2 separate regions of the Homo sapiens genome follow, and region 1 is linked to region 2. A link is an interaction called in ENCODE POLR2A ChIA-PET data of the cell type or tissue named here. Cell type or tissue: PC-9. All regions are shown on one strand. Each heading gives the region's core, and the rest is flanking DNA. Links, peaks and the distances in the headings are about the cores only.

Region 1 (9,141 bases), core at 121-8,120, 210 kb after region 2:
CTCTTTCTGGTCCTCCCCACCACCCCACCCCCAAGACTTGTGTTTGTTAATAGAAATAATTTTTTTAGGTATTGGGGATCCATTGTCTATATTTCAAATCAGTTTTTTTTCCTCAAAAACTTGTGTTTGTTATTAGAAATGATTTTTTAGATATTGGGGATCCAGTGTCCACACTTAAAAGTTGTATGTGTTTAAAAAACAACAACAGTAATGTGCAAGGTGAAATGCTTTTGGATAAACGTAAGCCTATTTTCTGACGTTTCTTAATGCAAACTCTTTGCCTTAAATGGTAGAATATTTAGAAATTTGCACAAAATTAAAAAAATAAACATTGTCTTGGAGGGTTAAAAAATAGAAAGGTGTATGTGTATAGATTCACATACACATATGTATATACAGGCTGACTTGATCTAGAACATTAAATCCGCCCTGCAAGTTAACCCCCCATTGCAATGGTTGCCTTAAGGTGTTTGCTAGTTGTGTACATAGTGTGGTTAATCATTAGCTACACTGCTTCCCACTTGATTAGAGCAATGGGAAGCATACTGTGGCCTACCAGCATCTGGAAGTGTGTGCTCGATCTGTATGTGTGCAGAGGTGGTGTGGATGTGAGCGTGCATGAAGGAAAAAAAGCTGCTACTCCTAGTAGGCCAAACGCTCAGGTTAAACAACTGACGAGTGTTACTGTAGGGTGTTTTTTTGTTTTTTTGTTTTTTTTCTTCTATCAAATTGCTACTTTTGTTGTGGAAGACAAAAGCATTTCCATTTCAACGAGTTTGTCAGCTTTATTAATGTTGGGCAAAAATTGATATGTCATGAAAATGAAACAGATCTATAGTTTTGGGACAAAATTATAAAATGAAATGTGTAGGTAACCTATTTATATACTGCTATAAAGTATTTTTTGAAGAGAGATATGCAAAGAAGCTATTACCTACATAAGAGGTATATTTAAAGATTTTTTTTTTCATCCTGGTGCCAGGAATATAAAAAAGAGTGGATATATTTAACCATAACATACTGTGATTCATCAAACAGCACAAACTTTCATTTCATGGAGTTTATCTGTTGACATTGATTTAAACTGTCACTTGTTTTATCATGTGGGAACATAAGTTATGTGGTCAAAAATATAAGGATTTTGAATTAATGTTGATTCAAGTTGTATTGTCTTATTGTATTGTCTTTTCAAAGTGCTGCCAGTTGAAAAGGGAAGCATTATGTTTACAAATCTGTTTTGAAATGTTTGCCAAAATTTTGGTAGTGTCTTTAATAAAGATGTTTGTCTCCAGCATCCAGAAAAATAAATGAATAACTTTGTTGTGTATCACTGTAAACCAGAAAAATGTTGGTTATCTAGAAAACTTGAGAGAGCATGTAGATTAACTTTTCTCTTTGGAGTTCTAAAACATTAACTGGAAAGATTAGATAATATACTAAATGTATACAGAAGTATACAGACTATACAAAGACTGAAACAAGTCCCTTTTGCACTACAACTCTATAACATTACCGCAGAAATTTTGGTTCTATGTAGCATGGACCTCCTAAGGAATTCTGTTTCTTTTAGCATTGAGATCCCTGGTGCTCTTTTTTTACCTCAGAATTGGTACAATCATTATTAAACGTTAATTTATTTCAAACTTTTTAATTGAAAAAAGGAAAGGGAAACTTAATTGGGGATAAATTCAGGCATCATATTATTATGATAGAGTCTCCTGAGTGGTTCGTCTATAGGTAATGAACTCATTGGTGTTATTTCTTGGACATCTTGGCCTTTTAATCAAAGACTGTGTGCTGCTATTTGCTATGAGCAAGGTTTCTCAAAAGCAAAAGGTGCTTGGACCATTTGGATCACCTGAGTTAGAATCTCTAGGTATAGGGCCCAAGTATCTGCATTTTCACAGGTTTCTTGTAGGTGACTTTCTGCAAGCTAAAGTATGAGAACCATTGGCTTGGATGTAGTTCTAAACTTTTAGGTCTGTAAATCTTGAAATCTTGAACTGAAGGTCAACTATTGGCTTTTTTTTTTTTTTAATGTCCATCATGTCAGCAGGTGCAAATCACTTTTCCCCTTTGCATGATCTGAGGCACCTCCTCAGTTGTTTCACTGCCAACTCTTGTTTCAGAACCTGTTTACAAACAAGCCTTCCAGTTGGTGAATGGTTAGCCATTGGAGCTCCTACCCTGTACATCAGCACATCTTCTGGTTTACAAGTTGGGTAACAATGAAAGCTGGAGATGCTAAATGGAAATCCAGCATTGCATACCCTTAGACCTGATCACATACCAGTAAAAGCCTTAATTTAGATGTTAGTTGTATGTGTTGGACAGATCCTTGCAAAAGTGTGTCTGTCTATTAGTTGTAAATTTGAAAATTATAAATCTCTGAATCTGCTACTATCCAAGTTTCATCCCTTTTGAAGATGAGGCATGAGCCTATTAAAATATTTATAATCATTTTTCGTCCCCTACTGCAAGACTTTTAGATTCTTACAAATGATTACTACAGGAATAGTGGCCACTTAATGTCAGTTACTCCGGTGGAAGAATTTATCTAGTTTTTTTTCTTTTCTTTTTTGGAAGGATGGTGTGAAAAATAGCAAGATTAGAGAATGAGTTGTATAGTTTTTTCTATCACATTTCATCTAAAATGATTTGAAGGACTTTTGAAGATTTTTACCAACATCCTTAAATCAACTCCAGGTTGGATGAACAACTGATTTAAAACAAACTAAGAGAACATTAACTAGATGTGGGCTTTTTAAAATATATAGGTATTGCATTTCCTACCTTGTTATTTATTCCACTTTGAATACTTTAGAGGGCTTAACTTTCAACTCTTTAAGGTAGTAATGGATAGTTTTATACTTGTTCTCACAAAATTGTTATGGTCAGTTTATATCATTGCTCCATGCATTGATTATAAAAATTCAGTATTAATTTTTTCTGATCTTATAAGCTTTATAGGAGTTTTCTTTTCTCTTATAAAGTGTTTCACCTTATGTAAAACAAATGCCTGCTTGCATATTGGAAGATGTTGAAATTAGTTTTAGACAAAAGTGGTCCATCAATTCAGACACTCTGCTTGGATGCCTTACCCTTTTCATTAGTGCATTCTTTGCTTCTGAAACTTGGCAGAAACTCGTTAGCCAGTCCACTGCCTTTCTGACAATGTGTGGAGTCACGTATGCTTGGTATATGCCTTTACTACTTTTAAAGTTCTACAGTTTATTACTTGCCCAAGTGTTACTAAATCCTTTTCTTATGTGTACTGGATGGAGAAAAAATTATAGCCAGCACTTTGAGAGGAAAGTTTTCAGAAACAATATTAACTGGCACTACTAACTGAAGGCCACAGGAGATGCTATCAATGTTATTTGTAATCTGAAGATTGAACAAGGCTGTGAGGCTCATTTCAAACTATTTTGAGGTGTTAAAATATATATATGCTGTTTCTCAGCTGTTCCACTCAAACCGTGTTAGGACTCTCAAAGGTAAAATGTCACAGGGGCTTTTCAGTTGTTACAGAGCTCAGCAGCTGTGGTTGCCCCTGTTCTACACCAATTTCAGTTCAATAAAAATGTTAACTTTGCAATTCTGGTACTTGTTTTTCCTTTGTCTCATTTCAAGCCTCTTTGTCTTAAAAACAAACAGAAAGAGCCTATGACAAAGTATTAGCAGAGATATTACTTGTTAGGGCTCTAGGAAGTGGGAGCAGGGAATTTGCTCCAGGGATCTTTTTCTAAGTGTAGGACAGGCCCTCCAGGGACAACTTCTACTAGGGGAACAATAATCATAGTTACCATTTATGGAAGGTTTCCTTTTTGTTACACATTTTTGCTGCATTATCCCATTTCTCCTCACCACCTGTTATCTCCATTTTACAGGTGGGCAAACTAAGTCATAAAGAAGTTAAGAAACTTGCCTATCACACAGCTAGTAAATGGCAGAGCCTGGGAAGTCTGACCACAGCATCTGTGTTCCTAACCACTTCTCCATCCTGGGCCTCATATGTTTATATAGGATAAGACTAATCTTTTCAAAGTGACAATTCCAGTGATACCACATATGCTAGATAAGTCCTTTTGGTTCCAAAGGCTAGAATGTGGGGGTCGGAGTGATTTCTAGTGGATTATTTTGGGGGAGTTGATTTATTGGAAATGACAGAATACATTTGAAGGGAGACTAGCACACTTTTTGAGAAAACGTTGTTTCCCCTATGTTCGCTTTACTTTTGGAAGTGTACAGTGTTAACAATGGGGTATTTGAAAGTGGGCGGTGGAGGTAGGAGGAAAGGGTACAGTCTCGTAATCATATCATTTTCTCTTCATACCAAAAGCCTATCTCAGAAACAGACTCCAGCTTAGGGGTATCCAGTCTGAGAAGACATAAGGGCATTCTCCCAGCTGAATCCTTAACCTCCAGTTTCTAAAAATCTTCTGAAGGAATAATGGAGGAGGAAGGGAAGAAAGCCTCAATCAAACATTGGTATTAAAAACCCAGAGTGAGTAATGTGGGCGGTTCCTCTGGTCATATTTACAAGAAGCCTCAAGGATGAGTGAGTTTCACAACATGACGGTCGGGAGCCCTCCCCAGTCCCTTCTCCCACTGGACCTTTAACAGGCTCCTGTCCTCAGCTGTAAAATGAAAATATGCTTTTCTTACTGAGGCGTGGAGGGGTTTCAGTATTGTTTATAAAAGCACATGGGAATTCTGTGAAAAAAATCGTTCTTTACAGATTATCGGCTGAATGCAAGAAGGAGTGTTTCTTGAAGCATTACTTTCCATATGAGAATGAACTCATTTTGACTGATTGCAAAGGGGACAAAGGCAGTAGCTAGAGGTTTCAAGGTGAGGTGTTTGGGGCTTGTTTTATTGAATGCTGGGTGTACATGTACCTGCTCTACTGGTTTTACCTTTCTGAGACTGGGACAGAAAGCTGACAGTGGTAGTGGCAGTAGGAGGCTCTGATATGATTGCTTAATTCTCAAGTTGGGGATCAGATGATTCTGCCAGGTGCAATGGTGGAGATGTGTCATTTCAACTCCTGCTTGCCTCATTCAACTGACCAACCTGGCTGGTTTTTCTTACTGTAATTAAATGGTTGGTACAATGTGAGCATTTGTAGATGGACAATAAGAACTTCACGTCTGTCTAGGACTATAAATGTAGAAGTGTGCTCCCTGCAGATGAGCCCACATAATTGGCCAGCATGTTTGAGTTCTACAGCTGGGGCTTCTAGAAGCATGCTGACTGCCCTTCCATACTTGCTGAATTCCAAATAGGCTTACAGAATCCCATTGTGGAGTACATGGATAGCATGATCTACCTTACCAGTCTCGCTGCCTCTTCCTCCTACTCTCCACACACCAGTCACACACACCTTCCTTCAGGCTCTCCAGTACTCCTTGCTCCTCCTATCCCAAAGGCCTCATGTGCTAAGTAGACTCTGTACCACCAATACCACCCTCCACCCCTTCCTCACTTAGCTAAGTCTTCCATATCCTTAAGATCTCCACTTAGGCATCACTTCCTTCAGGAAGCCTTTCCTAACCGCCCCCCTGCCCCCACCCCATACTACCCAGGTCCTCTGGGTATATGCTCTCTTTCATTCTATACTTCTCCTTTGTGGCATTTATCATAATTATAACTGGATACTAATTGCATTAGTAAGTTCTGTGGGAGTAGAAACTGTCCTGTTCACCAGGGTGTCCCCAGCCTCTAGACTAGTGTCTGCCATATAAAATGTGCTCAGTAATAATTTATTGAAAGAATGAATGAGGCAAACTATTTCTATCGGTCATATTTAAAATTCATGTGGCCCAAGGATTTGGATTACTGCAAGAATCTGCTATCTCATTCAAGTTTGTGTTCCTTGCCACTTTATCTTCCCAAAGTCATGATTAGGAATCAGTTAATGATGGCAGACTGGTGCCCATGACAAACCGACTGATAGAGTTTGGATATTTGTCCCCTCCAAATCTAATGTTGAAATGTGATTACCAGTGTTGGAGGTGGGGCTTGGTGGGAGGTGTTTGGGTTATGGAGACAGATCCCTCACGAATGGCTTGGTGTCTCCATCCGCCCCCCACCCCCACCCCCACCCCACCTCGGTAATAAGTTCATGGGATATCTGGTTGTTAAAAAGAGCCTGGCATCTCCTCTCTCTCACCATGTGTCATACCTGCTCCCCCTTTGCCTTCCACCATAAGTAAAAGCTCCCTGAAGCCCTTCCCAGAAGTGGATGCTAGCACCATGCTTATTGTACAGCCTCCAGAAACATAAGCCAAATCAACCTCTTGTCTTTATAAATTACCCAGCCTCAGGTATTCCTTTATAGCAATGCAAATGGACTAAGACACTGACTTGACTTTGCGAGTCCTTTTGCCACGTGTTTTTATTGACATTTATTTTATGCCTAGCATTTGTGTAATTTTCCAAGTGCTTCCAAGAACTAGCAGAGCCCAATGCTGTTGATGGGCTCTGCTAGTTCTCCAGTTACAGGAATCCCAACCCTTCACATTGTAGATGGTGAAATGAAGACGTCTAAGTGACAGCACGTGGGAAGGCAGGATGGGACCCCAGGAGCTTACACACTCTTCCTAGGTGGTGCCGAGAACAGCCCAGCAGCCACTTCCAAAAAATGATACGAAGACAAGGAGTGGTAAAGTGCCAGGCAAGCTGTGCCAGAGCACAAGCAGCGGGCACAGGGCTTCAGAGCAAGGAGTCTTGCCAGACAGCCTGGCTTAGAGTCCTGTTGTGCCACTCACAAGCCACAGACTGTGGGCATGTTTATAAAGCCCCAGATCCTCTGTTTCCCATCATGAACAGGATAGTACCTGCCTTGGAGGTTGCTGGGCTGACACATACGTAGAGAGGTGTCTGGCACCTCATAAGTTTACTATATGTATTTTTATTGGATACTTTAAAATTATTTCTTTCCATCTTTTATTCAGAGGTGGAAAGTTCTGTAGCAATATATGTAGCAAAGCAACCAGTCAGAGCTGAACAACCCTATTAGGTTAATTTAGATTTTTGCATAAGAGTGATTGATTGAGCTCCCCGGTAAATGGACACAGCCCAGAACATTTTAAAAGCTCTGCTATTGATTTCTCTATCAAAAATCAGATTTCTCTATGAAATACTTTTTTTTTCCTGTGAATCTTTTTTTTTTTTTTTTTTTAAGAGGGAGTCTCGTTCTGTTGCCCAGGCTGGAGTGCAGTGGCACGATCTCAGCTCCCTGCAACCTCCGCCTCCCGGGTTCATGCGATTCTCCTGCCTCAGCCTCCTGAGTAGCTGGGATTACAGGCACACATCACCATACCCGGCTAATTTTTTGTGTTTTTAGTAGAGACGGGGTTTCACTATGTTGGCCACACTGGTCTTGAACTCCTGACCTCGTGATCTGCCCACCTTGGCCTCCCAAAGTGCTGGGATTAGCAGCACTGGCATGAGCCACCACGCCCGGCCCTCTGTGAATCTTTTCAAGTCCCACATTAGCTTCTCTTGGCATCTTGGCTACCAGTAACTTAGACACAGTGCTGATGCATTTGTTCTCAACTTGAGCTGAACTTTGAATATTCTCTCTATTCTCTTTTCCAGTTGTCTTTATAGAGGACAGTTTTTAAAAGAGCGTTTTTGTCTGGAAGCCTAAGTGCTTCTTGCCACCTAGTTACTAGAGGGGGTTGTTCGTTACAGGTAAGATGCTTTGGATAAAAGGCTGCTGTGAAAATCACTCTTTCTTACACCTGTAAGTTTTTCCTTCTCCTCCCAAGGATAGAGTTCATTTAAATCAGCCTTGTCAAAGGAGTGCCAGGAGGGTCTCTAGGGGTCTCGTGGCCACCTGAGCTTCAGAACTCTGCAGCTGAGAACAGCTGTAAGGGGACACTAGGGACCGTCAGCAAAGCCACCTTTTTCTCCACCCTCCTCCTTCCCTCCTCTTTCTCTGCCCCTGTTGACAAATCTTTATTGCTGTGGTAGCCAATTATCATCCACCCCTCCCTTCCTTAACTCACCCTCCCCACCTGCTCCTCCCTTCTCTTCACTCCCTCCTCTTGACTGAGTGAATGACCCTGGCTCCCCTCTTCTGTTAGCATGCACATCTTACCATTTTCCCCTTGTCTTTGGTTAAAAATGACCTGACATATAGATGGTGACAAGGCCAGGTCAGAAATAGGGACCTAAAAGCATGAAAAATTGGGGAGGATAGAAAATGCTTTGTGGTATTGGGGGAAAGAACGGAACATGGAGTTCTCTACCCTGGGCCTGAGTTCCAGTTGTGACATTCACCTACCTTTGACCCAGGGCAATTTGCCTAAACCCCTAGATCTTCTTTCTTTCATCCCTGGTAATGTAGGATAATGCCTGTGAAGTTTAAACACTGTCACATTGACCATGAGGGACAATCATAAAGCAACAGCGATTGTCATGTGTGTCCCTACAAATCCACTTTTTGGGGGCTGTTTGCCTTCAGAGATGAAATTTCTGGCGGTTCCCAGAATTCCTCAGAGACAGCTACTTTTAAATAAGTCCTGTATTCACTTTTAGCAAGGGCCTCATTTCAGTAACTCACAAGTCCAGTCATGTAACAGCCACAGTTCTGAAATACATTTAGAACTGAATATTCTCCCCTCGTCCAGCTTAGGCCTGCTTTAGTCTGGAAGCCAAGTGCTTTTTGCCATCCTCCCCACTCCTCCCACCACCCAGCATTTCCCAGGATGAAAGGGTGGGAAGGTAGGGAGGAGAGACAAGGAGCATGAGAGGGCTGATTGAATGACAGCTTTGAAGTCCTTGGCCTTGGTTTCCTTTGGGCATTGTCAAAGCCCACCCTGGTTGCCTCGGACTCCTCTGACCTCTCCTATGGCTGGCCCTTGCAGTGGCCTTCAGCATCTGCCTCCAATAGCATACTGCCGTCACTTCAGGCAAGAAGCTAGTAAGCTTACTGCCCATTTAAAAATGATCATACCAACATGCCAACTCGAGGTGTCCCATCTGGTCGCTCACCCACACTCCCACCCCAGTCATAGACCAATCAGCACTTTTGGGCTGGTATCCGTGAGTGTAGTGACTTCCAAATGCATCCTTGACTCTGCTAGACCTTTATTTTCAGGCACAAGTCACATACCAGCCCTGTGTGTC
Region 2 (9,141 bases), core at 591-8,590:
GCATGCATATGTTCATTGCAACACTATTTGCAAGAGCAAAAACATGGAATCAACCTAAATGCCCATCAATGATAGACTAGATAAACAAAATGTGGTACATATACACCATGGAATACTATGCAGCCATAAAAAAGAATGAGATGATGCCCTGTGCAGGGACATGGATGGAGCTGGAGGCCATTACCCTTAGCAAACTAACACAGGAACAGAAAACCAAATACCACATGTTGTCACTTGTAAGTAGGAGCTAAATGATGAGGATACATGGACATATAGAGGGGAACAACACACTGTGGCCTTCAGAGTGGGGAGGAGGGAAAGAATCAGGAAAAATAACTAATGGGAACTAGGTTTAATACCTGGGTGATGAAATAATCTGTACAACAAACCCCATGGCACAAGTTTACCTATATAACAAACCTGCACTTGTACCTCTGAACTTAAAGTAAAAGTTAAAAAAAAAAAAAAAAGACTTTGAGCTCATCCTACCTTGAAATCCCAATTAAGAACTGGGTGTGGCTCATGAACTCCACAGCAGACACAACTAATTCAAAAAGGCTAATATTATAACTAAATCAGAGCCCTCCAAAGCTCCAAAGCTCATAGTGAGCAAACTATGAAAGCTCAAAGAGCTTCCCCATTCACTTAGGATAAATCATTTCTTTGGAAATCATTTCTTTGGAAAGGCTCAATTATTTAGATCAAAGTCTCCTAGAATCACCTACAAAGCTTTTAAGACATATTCCTGGGTCCTACGTCAAACTTAATCAAAATATCAGGTGGCAGTGCAAAGGAAATTATATTTTTTTAAAAGGACCCTGGAGAATTTCGATGATCTTTATGACTCATATGCATGAATAAATGCAAAAGACTGCCAACAGGAGTCTATTGGCAAGAATTTTTTCCAAGAGTAGCATCTTTCACCAGCTCTGACAGAGACAATGCCACTGCCCTGTTTAGATCACTAGTGTGGGGTTGTCACTTCATTTCATGTGATCAAGTACTTTAGGGATCTGCTGGACCCAACCAAAACTAGCCCTTCATTCAGATGGTAGAGGCCATCTGGAGTCAGACACTTCTGCTGCAGACGGTAATGGAAAGGGTCTTAAACTGGGCCTTCAAACAAGAGGATTTGAGAATGATGCAGTCAACTGTGGATATATAGGAAATAGCTTACTAAATGGCTAAATAAAATGGAAACAAGATTGCAGCTATCACACAGAGAGGTTTGGGTAGTGACTAAGAATTCCTCTTCCCTAAAGTAATGACAGTTGTTCAGCAGGAATGGTTAGGCCAATGGCTTTGTTCCCCTCCCTTTCCCTGGGTCTTGTTCTATCACCTTCCTTTGTCCTTTTCTGTGTGGCAGGGATTGAGACAGTGGAGGGCTGATGTTAAAGCTCTGGGACCAGTCTCTCTAAATAAGAATAACAGTTAACTTTTACTAAGCCCTTAGGACTGTAGGGCTTTGTCCTCAATTGTTTACAAGCATTATTTCATTTAATGAACAACTTTAGGTCATTTGAATGACTTGAGCAGCAAAGGAGCCTCTGATGATTTATTCTAAAGATCCAAAGTTTCTTGTCCTTATCTTCCAGTATACATGGAGGTTCCCTGCACAGTAAATGGCAAAAAGCTATTTCTACCTCCTTTTAGGGCAGCTTCAGAGGAAGTTTACTTGAATCACACCTTCCATGATTGAGATTAGGTAAAGGATGAAGTTACTGATAATGAGGTTAGGTCTTTCACTGTGGCCTGAGTACCACATAACCCATTCTGGTATCTTCTTCCATCTGAATAGCTGATGTCTACAAAATCAATTAAACTGGCTATATTTTGGCCAAAACAAAGAGGAATATGGTTACAGAGTTGGATCAACCTTGTCAACAACTGCTTTTTTCTGTTATTTAAATACAATCTAAGTTGCTAAACACTAGAATTAATAATAAGGAAAAGTTGGGCTCTCTTTAAGGATTTTTTTTTAATGTTATGTCTTTTCTGAAGATGTTTTCAGTGGGTCTTTGTCAAGAAGATAGGGACAAGGAAGAAAGAACCAAGGTCTCTTCTGGTCAAGGAATGTGATGATTCTATCATATTCAGATGCAATTTCTTTTTGGTGCCTAGCATATCTTCTTCAAACTTAAAATGAGGAGTATTGTTGATGATTTGCCACAGGTTAAAGTAGAGAATGTATCACCCTTTCATATAATAGGTCTTTTTTTTTTTTTTTTTTTTTTTTTTTTTTTGAAACAGAGTCTCTGTTGCCCAGGCTGGAGTGCAATGGCACAATAATAGCTCACTGCAGCCTGGAACTCTTGAGTGCAAATGATCCTCTTGCCTCAGCCTCCCAAGTAGCTGGGAATACAGGCACCTGGCTAATTGTTTTTTTTTTCTTATAGAAACAGGGGTGTCTCTATGTCACCCAGGCTGGCCTCCAGCGATCCTCTCACCTGGGCCTCCTAAAGTGCTGGGATTATAGGTGAGCCACTACACCTGGCCAGAATTCTACCTTAGAACACTTTTACAAGTGTTCTAAAGACAAGCTGATCAAGAAACCTTAATTGGGGGAGAAAAAACAAAACAGCAAACCACACCAAGTGTGTTTGCAAACCAGCATTTCCTAGAGCCATGTGGCTGCATTTTGGTCAAAATGCTGCATTTGCAAAAATGACTGACACAAGATACAGCCTAAATCCAACCATTTCACCCTTTTCTTGCACAATGACCTTGGCTCTGAGCCAAAGTCCCAAAAAGCAAGAAGAAGTTACCATTCCAGGCAGCTAAATATAGTAAGAGAAATGGAATACTCATTTTTTTCAAGGCAAGCAGGCCATTGTAAGAAGCAAAACAAGAATTTGGGTTTGCTGGATGATTTAAATAACTATAAGGAAGACTTTTGTAGCCTAATTACTTCACAAGAGCTAACAGCCAATGGAGAGTAATATGCAAGCCTCTGTATTGCTTGTTGTAATACACAAGTCCAAACCGTAGAGAACCAATGTCACGTAATTTAAAAATAAAACATGTAAACAAGTTGGCAGGTTTGCTGAGCCTGACTTCTTGCCCAAGCTCTTCACAGTAGAGTGAGGAAAAGTCATGATTTAAAGTCAAACAGCTAGCGTTCAACACCCAGCTCACTTCACCTCTCTCAACTTTTCTCCATATCTTTATCAGTAAAATGGGAATGATAATTCTATCTACCTCATAAGATCACTGAAAGTATTAAATATTTCACTACATAAATGTTTGCTGGCATTAGAAAGACTCGCAGCACAGCTCTCTTCTAAGTGTATCTTATTTTCAGCCTATATCAGGAGAAGGAGATATGGCAGTAATGGAATCAAATGTCCCTTGGACCAGAAAGGAAAAAAAAAAAAAGGTCACCCTACTGTAAAAGATTTGCAGTCCTTTGTGCCCTAGAATCTTCTTAAATTTCATCAGTCTCCTAGTGAGTATTACTGGCTCCCTTAGTCATATATATGAGTTAAACAATTTCTAATGCCACTCTCTCAATGCCAAATCTTTGGAAATTCACTGGGCATAAGGGGTGGATCAACATGACTACATTATTAGTCAGAGAACAAACATTCTAGGTAAGTAATTTGGTTTTCTCCCAAAGATTAAATACGTTTCCACCTGTGGAGACTAATGGGCTCCAGGGATCTTTTTCTGTGTATTTAACAACAAGATAACTAAGTGGCAAAGTCAATAATCAGACAGTAGGTGCAAGTAACCAACTAACTTCCTTACAAATAGTTTTTCCTTGAGGGAAATAAGGCATGCCTTTAAGACAAGGGCTCTGTAATCTGAAACATGAGGACAGGAAGATTGCCAACCAGGAATAGGTTCTAGTAGAGCAATCAGCTCAAACTCTAATCTTTGCAGGGAATGGAGTTCAGGACACAAACTTCTTTGAGCTTGGTCAGCCAGGCAAAAAGCCTAGGACTTTGAATAGTTTCTTCTCTCAATCTACCAAATCTAAACAATTACCCTAGTGATTTTCCCTTTGAAATATATTCATAGTTTCTTCTTCTTTTCTATCTGTACTTATCTCTCTCATTTTACCATCTCCTGCCTAGATACCCATGGGCCTCATAAGTAGTTTTCCAGACCCTTCAAACCCATACTGCCAAACACTGTCCAAGTGACAGTATCAAACAGGCCTCTGTTAAGATACGCTGTAGCTCAAAATGCAAGGTGCAGCTCCCTGTGGTCTCTAAGTCTGACCTCTTTTATCACACTTCTAAGGTCCTGCATAATCTTACAGCACCCTACCAGCTGGGCTTATTTTCCAGTCAGACTGGCTTCCTCGCCAGGCACCCATGAACACGCAAGACATGCTCCACCCTGCCCATTGTCCCTTCACTACTTAACAGCTGCTGCTGGCTCTTAGTGGAATGCCCTGCTTCTCCAAATGCACACAAAGCCATACTCATTCTTCAGGACCTAGATTTAACCTTTTCTTCCTCCTGCACTGCTCAATAAACATTTTCTCTGTACCATGTACTGTATCACTTAACAAAACAGCTGTATATTGTTCACCTGTTTCATATATGCCCTAGACTTGTCTCCATAACTAAATAAAGAATTGGGTCACCGAATGCTGATCCTCATGCCAAATATGATCCCAAACACATCTAGTTTGGTCCCTCATTTTTTTTATTTTAATTTGAGAAATGTAACACAACCCCCAGCACTGCCTATAGAATTTTCTCAATGATATCAATCTTCACACATCAATCTTTAAATTTTTTAAATTAAGAATAACAATATCTGAATATGTGTCAATAAAACCTCTAAATCTTGACTGTAGGAGAAAAGGCATTGGGTGAATTGGAAAAATCGCCGAACAATGATTAAGGAGATCTGGATTCTAGGCCCCACTCTGCCGCTAAATAGCTCTGTGATCCTAGTTAAGCTACACGGTGTCTCTCCAAAATGAAGGGGTTGGACTGGGTGACACTATGGTCTCTTTCAGCTCTTTCTATGATTCTAAAGCTGCCAATGTGGCATTAGAGCCTGGTTTGATCATGTCTGAAAAGTAGAATTTAAGAGGTTTTTCTTCCGGAAATAGAAAAGCTTCAGGGTCTTCCCTTTATAATCACAATATTAGTTAGGAAAGTTGGCCTCAAATTATTCCCCTTTATGAGATAGTATGTTATAGTAATCTTCTAGGTCAAATACAAAAGAGACAATGGGTTAATTTTCACTCTTTGAAAGTTATCATGTATATTTTAAACCAACTCAGTAATGGCCCATCTTAAATTTGGGTGTCATGAAGCTACACGATGAAGCTACATGAAAACCTAAGCCTAACTCAAGTTTGGAAGGGGAAGAGTTGAGGATGTATATTGAATGCCATGTTAGAGACCCAAGAGAATTTTATACATAAATCCTGAAAGAGCAAATGTTTTTCCTGCTTTCTAGTCAAATGTATATTTTAAGCAGTAAGAAATACTAACAAAATCTGCCATAAATTCCTGAGAATTTTTTTATTTCTTTTTATTTTCCAGTGGTCTTGAGGATAAGAGCATCGCTTTGAAAGAATAAAAAACAGAAAGCAAGTTATAATAAGGTACCTGTGAAAGATAATTTATAAAGCAATACATATATGCAGGAGAGTTTTCTAAGGGAGAGGAGTAGACAAGAAGGAAATGATGTCAAAGGGGTGTCTTCAAAGGATGTCAGTCAAATGAGAATGGTAAGTGTGTCACAAAATTAGTCACAGTGTGATTCTGCTTTGGGGATTTCATTCATTCATTCATCACTCATTTATTCATCAAGTGCTTAGGTCATGTGCTGGGCACTTAGGTTATGATAAAGGGAAAGACCTTCCCTGCAAGAACTCACCATCAAATGGAGACAGCCAAGGTCTGATTTGGTACTAACCCTGACTGAGTGCTCACTGTGTGCCAGGTACTAAGCACACCAACCCCACGAGGCAGGTGCCATTGTTATTCCTGTATCACATGAAGAAATCATGGCTTTAAGAGATTCAGGGCCAGGTACGATGGCTCATGCCTGTAATCCCAGCACTTTGGGAGGCTGAGGCAGGAGGATCACGAGTCCAGGAGCTTGAGACTAGTCTTGGCAACATAATGAAACCCTGTCTCTACTAAAAATACAAAAATTAGCTGGGCGTGATGGTGCACACCTGTAGTTCCAGCTACTCGGGGGACTGAGGTGGGAGGATCACTTGAGCCTGGGAGGGCAAAGCTACAGTGAGCCCTGATCGTGCCACTGCACTCCAGCCTGGGTGACAGAGTAAGACCCTATCTCAAAAAAAAAAAAAAAAAAAGGCCAGGCATGGTGGCTCATGCCTGTAATTCCAGCACTTTGGGAGGCCAAGGTGGGTGGATCACCAGAGGTCAGAAGTTCAAGATCTGCCAGCCTAACATGGAGAAACCCCATCTCCACTAAAAATACAAAAAAATTAGCCAGGCATGGTGGCGCGTGACTGTAATCCCAGCTACTCAGGAGGCTGAGGCAGGAGAATCGCTTGAACCTGGGAGGTAGAGGTTGCAGTGAGCCAAGCTTGTGCCACTGCACTCCAGCCTGGGCGACAGAGCGAGGGTCTGTCTCAAAAAAAAAAAAAAGAGAGAGATTCAGTAACATGCCTGAGATTACCCAGCTAAAAATGAGCAAGGCTGGCTTTCAAATCCAGGCCTGTCTGTCTCCAAAGCCAGCAGCCTCCACCCCAACCCTACACTACAAACAGACGGCAATAAGTAGTAATGGAGACAGGTGCAATCTACTGTAATGTACCTTCCCCCCAGGCATCTCTCTCCTCACCAAAATGCACCTGGGAACCTGCACACAGGAACATATTCCAAAAGCTGGGAACAATGGATGGGCATCTGGTCTCTCACTAGAGCTCAGAAGAACTCAGTCCTCCTCTGTGGACTTGAGGCCATGGCCTCAAGCTTCGGCAGCATCTGAAGTTGATGTATGTGTGTACAACTACAGCAACTAGATGGAGGCCACAGGGGAACCAAAGCAAAACACTTTAGTTGCTTCCTGTTCTCTGCTGATCTCCCAAAAGAAACACACGCACACACACACACTCCATTCCACAGAAGTTCCCTCAGAAGGTACTTTATTTTAAAAATACCCTCTTCTTCTCACCAACACAGACATGATTTTTAATATATGTTTTAAAAACAAAACATAAAAAAGTCTTTTAAAAAAATTTTTCAACCTCTTCCGGAAAGTGAAGGCCCCAGGAGACCTTGGGGAAAAAGATTCTAGGTAGCTCCATGGCTGTTTAGTCCCCCTGAACTAAACAGCTGCCAGAACTAAGAGGACCCCAGAGAGGCCTAATGGTCACAGCCACTAAGAAGTGTGAAGCTAGCTTGGGGAGCTCTGGGGAGGATGCTGCCAGCTCAGTGGGAACTAATGGCCCCACCTGCTCTAACACCAGCTCAGAGACTGTTTTAAATTACAACACTGGTAGAGGTTTTGTTTATTTGCTTTGTGGTACCTTGTTCTCTCTTTTTGTTGTTTAACTTAGTAAGCCATAGAACCTTCAGTCAGCTGCAAGGGGAAGACATGCTCTCAAGAAGGACAAAGGAACAAGTTTTGGCTGCCATAAGGTACTAGAGACCCGTATCCCACCAACATAACAACCTGAAGCCTTGCAAGGGGAAGGGAATTAGCTTTCATCAAGGCTTGATTAAGGATTATGGCCTAGGCATCGTGCTAGGGACCTTACTTAACCTTCACAATAACTCTTGAGATACTATTAATCTCTTTTACCAGGGGGAAGGAAAAAAAATAAGATTAGCACACTGGGATACCACCAAATAATTTGCAGAGTGTCACACAGCTAATTAGTGGGGGAGGAACTAAAGGTCTGACTCCAAAGCCCAGTCAGAGAATATCCTTTCTGTGGAAAGCAAGAAATAAGAAGAAATACGAATGAGAAGATAAAAAATCAACATCTTCTATTTACTTATCATTTATTTAGTTACCTATTTACTTGAAGAATAATTATATGCACAAGAGAAACATTTTAAGCTTTATAAAAAAGCATACAGTGAAAAGTAAGTCTCCTTCAATCCTTCTCTCTTGATTTCCCAATTCCCTTCATCAGAGGCAACTGTTGGTAATAGTATGTCAAGAAAGGCTACACATACACAAACAAAAACACGCACATGTATACATACAGCCCTTTTTAAACACAAATGGCAGTATTGGTCTTCCCCTTCTTTGTTAACTAGTACATCATAGAAATTTTCCATATTGGAACATTTAGACCCACCTTATCCTTTTAACAATTATTAAAATAATCTATTGTATGGATGTATGATAACTTATTTAACTCATCCTCTATTAAGTGGACCTTTTGTTAAATTGTTTTCCATCCTTTTCTTTGTAAACAATACTATATAAATATCCTTGTACATTCTTCCTTGATCACATATGCTAGTATACTTTTGGGATACATTCTCAGAAGTAAAATTCCTCCCTCAAGAGTATGTGCATTTTAAATATTGATAAACATAACAAAATTGCCTCCAGAAGGCTATGCACTGGTTTATAATCCTCGAAATATATATTCATTCCTACTTCCTCCACTGTTACAAAACAGTGTTGCATTCTGTGTTTAAAAGAAAAACACCTATGTGTTCACCTACTCCTTTAAAAGTCATATACTTCCTTCAGTGCGAAGAGGGGAAATTTATTTATTCAGGCCTGGGCATATTCCCAGAGTTAAAAAAAAAAAAAAAAAAAAAAGATTTTTGGAGCTCCTTGCACTGCAAAGGATGCTGACTGAAAGCATCTGATCCCCAATTAGATGATGCTGACAAAGTAGGAAAATGGAATAAATCCCTGAAAACAAGCAGTTGGCTGTAACTAATCACCTCAATCCACCAGAGCACTGTCAGAGTCACCCCTGGGTATCCCAGCAACCCCACCAGCCTGCTGCACAACAAGGCCAGGCCAGGCTGTGATCCAGGAAGGGATGCCTGCCCCAAGCAGGAGCATTCAAAATCCAGTATCTGTCCCTGTTTCTCGGGGAAAAGGATCATGGGGAGGGACAATACATCAGAAACCTAACACTAAAGAGAGACTGACAAGTATCGGGCAGTGCTTCCTGATATACTGAAACAAAAGGAAAATGGATATTCTAGAAAAATGAAA

What was found. Peaks named below come from ENCODE experiments on the same cell type or tissue, not always from the same donor. Only the 100,000 strongest peaks of a DNase experiment are listed, where the experiment ranks them.
Region 1: POLR2A ChIA-PET joins it to region 2 with 11 read pairs; 2 of 35 experiments call an interaction of 5 or more read pairs at or near these places.

The regions. Positions count from the first base shown.
Region 1 is chr5:95,879,555-95,888,695 of GRCh38, reverse strand. ELL2 (elongation factor for RNA polymerase II 2) reads left to right here. Exons shown (of 12, transcript NM_012081.6): 12 at 1-3,598. It overlaps LOC105379091 (a long non-coding RNA gene), which reads right to left. Exons shown (of 3, transcript XR_001742813.2): 3 at 7,090-9,141. Among named protein-coding and RNA genes, the nearest start is that of LINC01554, 32 kb to the right of the region's middle. In PC-9, for the core only: no CTCF peak of the experiment used is centred there; a DNase peak (open chromatin) is centred at 4,965; H3K4me3 peaks cover 415 bases; H3K27ac peaks cover 2,368 bases.
Region 2 is chr5:96,088,659-96,097,799 of GRCh38, reverse strand. All of the region lies in intron 1 of LOC101929710 (a long non-coding RNA gene), which reads right to left. It also overlaps a transcript of CAST not described here. Among named protein-coding and RNA genes, the nearest start is that of MIR583, 14 kb to the right of the region's middle. RefSeq lists an enhancer at 7,175-7,676. In PC-9, for the core only: no CTCF peak of the experiment used is centred there; DNase peaks (open chromatin) are centred at 3,599 and 4,319; H3K4me3 peaks cover 854 bases; H3K27ac peaks cover 3,267 bases.